Linked DNA regions of Homo sapiens: region 1 is linked to region 2. A link is a loop called in an ENCODE intact Hi-C map of the cell type or tissue named here. Cell type or tissue: heart right ventricle. All regions are shown on one strand. Each heading gives the region's core, and the rest is flanking DNA. Links, peaks and the distances in the headings are about the cores only. Region 1 has its middle 4.2 kb from the start of OR10Q1. Region 2 overlaps OR9Q1 (olfactory receptor family 9 subfamily Q member 1).

The links. Hi-C counts contacts between places; a loop is a spot of excess contacts. Peaks named below come from ENCODE experiments on the same cell type or tissue, not always from the same donor. Only the 100,000 strongest peaks of a DNase experiment are listed, where the experiment ranks them.
Region 1: it touches region 2 in a loop (2.2-fold over the local background); 1 of 110 quality-filtered maps calls a loop at or near these places.

What each region holds. Positions count from the first base shown.
Region 1 is chr11:58,223,252-58,226,182 of GRCh38, forward strand. No RefSeq gene overlaps it. Among named protein-coding and RNA genes, the nearest start is that of OR10Q1, 4.2 kb to the right of the region's middle. In heart right ventricle, for the core only: no CTCF peak of the experiment used is centred there; no DNase peak of the experiment used is centred there.
Region 2 is chr11:58,178,261-58,181,191 of GRCh38, forward strand. OR9Q1 (olfactory receptor family 9 subfamily Q member 1) reads left to right here. Exons shown (of 3, transcript NM_001005212.4): 3 at 1,171-2,931. The coding sequence starts at 1,185. The coding sequence ends at 2,117. Among named protein-coding and RNA genes, the nearest start is that of OR9Q2, 9.3 kb to the right of the region's middle. In heart right ventricle, for the core only: no CTCF peak of the experiment used is centred there; a DNase peak (open chromatin) is centred at 1,564.

The sequences.
Region 1 (2,931 bases), core at 300-2,799, 45 kb after region 2:
CTTCATTCACCTATTAAACAATCAGAAGAGAGATGAAGAAATCCAGTGTCACAACATACCTGTGATGCTTTTGTAGTGTATTCTGGCTTCAAGGTGCTTATTGTTTAGTAGTGGGGGACATATTTTCAAATAATTATACTGCCTGATAAAATGTATTTTAATAAAATTCCAATGAGAGAGACATAGAAAGAGAATGTCAGTAGAGGGAGAGGTTACTTTCTTGGCAAATACTTCTCTGTAAGACAATTAACACTAACGACACATTCACATACCCAAATGGCTGGATGAAGGGAATGAGCAGGGTTTTGAAAGGAGCAGAATTTTTAAAGAAGTGGTGAACCTGCAGGGGAGGAAAGCTAAGCTACTCTTGCGAGTTCTGTCTTCTACTTATGCTACCTACAGGCTACCTTGATATGAGGGGATCATCATTTCCCAAAAGAAACATCACTGATTAACATTTCTGTCCCATCATCTGACTCGTGGTGTACTGTTATTTCATTCAATATTCTCATTCTAGAATGTAACAATTTCAATGAAAGACTCGTATAAAGGAATAATTTTTCAGTAAGGAAAAGGAGCTCTTCCATGTACATTGAAGCATTTCTTCACAATAGCTATAACATAAGATTAACCTAAGTGTTCACCAGTAGAAAAGTGGATGAGGAAAATTAAATCTTGTCATTTGTGACAACATGGATAAATCTGGAGGATATCACATTAACTGAAATAAGACAGTCACAGAAAGACAAATACTGCAGGATCTCATATATGTAATGTAAAAAGGTTGAACTAACAGAAACAGAGTAAAAAGATGGTTACCAGAGGCTTGGGGTGACAGGATTGGGGAGATGTTTGTCAAATGACATAAAATTGTAGTTAGACAAGAGAAATAAGTTCAAGAGATCTATTGTATATCATGGTGTCTACAGTTAATTATACCTTATTGTGTATTTGAAAATGGCTGAGAATAGATTTTAAGTATTCTCACCTCAAAAATAATGTGTCTGGAATAATTCATATGTTAAATAGCTTTATTTAGTCATTTGACAATGCCTACATATATTAAAACATTATGCTGTATGCCACAAATATATACAATTTTTACTTGTCAACTAAAAAATAAAAAAAGAAAAAATAAGAAAGGGGAACTCACTCTATTCATCTAGAATATGTATAGGAAGGTAACTGGGAGAACCCAATAATTCAATTTGAAAGGTTGAATCAACCCTCTTTTCAAGTGTAATATTTTACCCTCTTCTTTTTGAGTTCCAGGTTAATTTTATGAATGACTTGTGACATTAAATAAAGAATGAAAGAAGGTATGAAAATTCAGTTTCAAACTTCTCTTTTGTTGGCATTCCAGACAGTGCCTAGCACAATGTATACAAATAATTGATTCATTATGTTCTGATGTGACTTGGCCTGGATAGGTTGACATGCAATCTGCTAACTAGAGAGTTTATTTTCTTCTCCAGCATTTACAGTGGTCTTCACTACTTCCCTCCATCTGCAGTTTTGCTTTCCAGTTTCAGCTGCAGTCTGAAAATATTAAATAGAAAATTTCAGAAATAATCAATTTATAAGTTTAAAATTGTCTGACTTTCTGAGTAGTGTGACAAAATCTCTTGTCATCTTATTCTGTCCTGTCTGGGATGTGAATTATCTCTCTGTCCAGTGTATCCACACTGTATAACATTTTATGCTTCTGAAATCCAACCATGGACATCGTCATAGCTTGATGATCCAAGATCACCCCAAGCAGATGATCCTTTTTCTGGCCATCAGAAAGTCAATAGTAGCCAGATGTTGTGTTATAATGCCTGTGTTATTTACCTCATTTCATCTAATCACATAGGCATGATATCACCTCACATCATTATGAAGGGTGAGGAGTACTGTACATTAAGATATTTTGAGAGAGAGAGAGAGAAACCACGTTCACATAACTTTTATTATAGTATATTGTTATAATTGTTCTATTTTATTGTTGCTGTTGTTAATCTCTTACTGCGGCTAATTTATAAGCTAAATTTTATTGTAAGTATGTATGTGTAGGTAAAAAACATAGTAGGTATAGGATTTGATACTATCTATGGTTTCAGATGTTCTCCGGGGGTCTTGGAAGTACTCCCTTTGGATAAGAGAGGACTACTGTACTTAGAAGCTGTATTAGTCCATTCTTATGCAGCCATAAATACACTACCTGAGACGGGGTAATTTATAAACAAAAGAGGTTTAATTGAATCACAGTTCCACACTGCTGAGGAGACCCCAGGAAACTTACAATCATGGTGGAAGGTGAAGGGAAAGCAAAGCACATGTTACATTGCTGCAGGCAAGAGAGTGTGCACAGGGGAAACTGCCACTTTTAAAATCATCAGATCTGGTGAGAACTCCCTCACTATCATGAGAACAGCATGGGGGAAACCGCCTCCATGATCCAATCACCTCCCACCAGTTCCCTGTCCCCTGCACATAGGGATTACAATTCGAGATGAGATTTGGGTGGGGACACAGAGCCAAACCATATCAAAAGCAAGGCATTTCTAATGTATTGTTAAATCCAATGACTGTCCCCAGAATATGTAACACTTTATAGTTCTTCTCCTTATCATTGTGTGAAATCAGGTTAAAAATTAGGAGTTCCAAAAGCAATTTCAAAGGGAAAAAGAAGTACCCCAACCCCCACCAAAATAATCCTAATCTAGAAAAAATATAAAAAGTGGATCTGAACTATGATGATGGGAGGTTTATATGCCAAATAAACCTACATGAACCTCAGATTCCTTCTAGAAATTATATTTCTGATTATAAGAGGAACACAATCTTATTTTGGAAATCAGGGAAAATTAATAAAGAGGAAAACTAGAAAATTCATAATTCTACGTCACAGATAACAACTGTTAACTTTTTGGCGTATTTCTATTCCTC
Region 2 (2,931 bases), core at 224-2,723:
ACTTTAAAAAGACAAATATTTAAGGTGGTGGACATCTAGTTACTCTGATTTGATCTTTACAAATTATATGGATGCGTTAAATTATCACAAGGACTCTCCAAAAATATCCTTTCCATGATGGGCACCGTGGCATGATTTTTAACAGGGGAATCAGATGTGATCAAATTAATGTCTTAGAATTATCACTCTGACCACAGTGAGGAGGAAGAATTTGGAAGAAGCAAATATATAGACAAGGAGAATAATTAGTTCCACGGATGTTGTTCTAATCCAGGTGACAGTTGGAGAGGATTTGATATCAGGGAGGAGTTGTGGTCACGGAGAAAAAGGGATAGAGTCCTGACACGGATATTACAATGGTAGGCAAGAGACCATGTGTCAACACTTGGTGGAGCAATAAGGAAGTTTCGGCTCAGAATGGCTATCTGGCTTGCAGAGCTCACACAGCTACTTAGCAATAGAGGTGCGAGAATGTGCACCCCTGTTCTGAGAATGTTTACCTGTATCTGTTTTGTCAACATGCTAAGATGACTCTATGCCACAGGACTTCGTTGATGGCAGGAGCTAAGATCAGTCATCTCTGAAGCCCTACATCACACCTGACATATTTTATATGTATATATTATATATATATTTATATATTATATATATTATATATTTATATATTATATATTTATATATAATATATATTTACATATAATATACATAATATATATTTTATATATTATAGAGAGAGAGAGAGAAAGAAAGAAAGAGAGAGAGAGAGAGAGAGAGAGACAGGCTCTCACTCTGTTGCCCAGGCTGGAGTGCAGTGGTGCCATCTCGGCTCACTGCCAAGATGGGAGCTTTGACCTCCCAGGCTCAAATGATTCTTGTGCCTCTCTCCCGAGTAGCTGGGATTACAGGTGCTCACCACCATGCATGGCTAATTTTTTTTGCATTTTTAGTAGAGATGGGGTTTCACCATGTTGGCCAGGCTGGTCTCGAACTCCTGGGCTCAAGTGATCCCACTGCCTCGCTTCCAAAGTGCTGATATTACAGGTGTGAGCCACAGCACCTGGCACACCTGGCATATTTTGTCCACAGTACATTTTCAATAAATGTGAACTACAAATACAGGTAAATCCTATTTGCACCTTCCTAACTTGCTTCCCATTCTACATGTCTCAGGGACCACTGGTGTCATGGCAGAGATGAACCTCACCTTGGTGACCGAGTTCCTCCTTATTGCATTCACTGAATATCCTGAATGGGCACTCCCTCTCTTCCTCTTGTTTTTATTTATGTATCTCATCACCGTATTGGGGAACTTAGAGATGATTATTCTGATCCTCATGGATCACCAGCTCCACGCTCCAATGTATTTCCTTCTGAGTCACCTCGCTTTCATGGACGTCTGCTACTCATCTATCACTGTCCCCCAGATGCTGGCAGTGCTGCTGGAGCATGGGGCAGCTTTATCTTACACACGCTGTGCTGCTCAGTTCTTTCTGTTCACCTTCTTTGGTTCCATCGACTGCTACCTCTTGGCCCTCATGGCCTATGACCGCTACTTGGCTGTGTGCCAGCCCCTGCTTTATGTCACCATCCTGACACAGCAGGCCCGCTTGAGTCTTGTGGCTGGGGCTTACGTTGCTGGTCTCATCAGTGCCTTGGTGCGGACAGTCTCAGCCTTCACTCTCTCCTTCTGTGGAACCAGTGAGATTGACTTTATTTTCTGTGACCTCCCTCCTCTGTTAAAGTTGACCTGTGGGGAGAGCTACACTCAAGAAGTGCTGATTATTATGTTTGCCATTTTTGTCATCCCTGCTTCCATGGTGGTGATCTTGGTGTCCTACCTGTTTATCATCGTGGCCATCATGGGGATCCCTGCTGGAAGCCAGGCCAAGACCTTCTCCACCTGCACCTCCCACCTCACTGCTGTGTCACTCTTCTTTGGTACCCTCATCTTCATGTACTTGAGAGGTAACTCAGATCAGTCTTCGGAGAAGAATCGGGTAGTGTCTGTGCTTTACACAGAGGTCATCCCCATGTTGAATCCCCTCATCTACAGCCTGAGGAACAAGGAAGTGAAGGAGGCCCTGAGAAAAATTCTCAATAGAGCCAAGTTGTCCTAACCATCTCCAAACTTGGAAAATCCCGAGAACCACCTACTCTGTAGTGTCAGAATTCTGGACGCTCATTATTTATAGCATGCTCAATGTTTAAATGAATATATTATGGTACTAGGTATAAAAAAGAACCAGAACTTTTAGCTCCAGGGAGAGGAAGGAAGACAAGGAAAAGTCAACCTGAAAAGAGATTGGAGTGGGAGTTTTGATTCCCAGGACAAGTGACAAAAGGATTTGAAATTAAAGCCTGTGCAATCCAAATATGGCACACTTCACCTGTCTGTGATTATAAGAGTAATTTTTTTTGCAAAATTTTTAATGAAAGATTTTCATCATATAGAAATGTTAAAAATAATATGTAGGAAGTTTCCTATACTCAGTACTGAGATTGTGTAATTGCTAATATTTGCTGTCTTTACTTGGTTACATAGATGTAATCTATCCGTGAGTTTATTCATCAATCAATTCACTCATCAAACCACCTTTTTTTGATTCATTTCAAGGTGAGTTCCGGACATCAGCATTAGTACCCTTTACTTCTATGCACTTCAGAATTATATCATCAATTAGGATTCAATATTTAGATTACATTTATTTTTAATGATCAAACTATGGTCGTTTGATGATCCAATTAGCAAAGCTGACCCTACTCAAGGTATGCCTTAATATTCTGGTAGTAGTTCTCAAGAAGGCCTCACACAAACTTTTAACAATGCCTACAATAACATGTCTGTCAATTGCTATCACCTCTGGATATATGCCCTGTTCTTTTTCTTCCTACCTATTACAGTTCTCTCTCGTCATATGGCATGACTAAAAA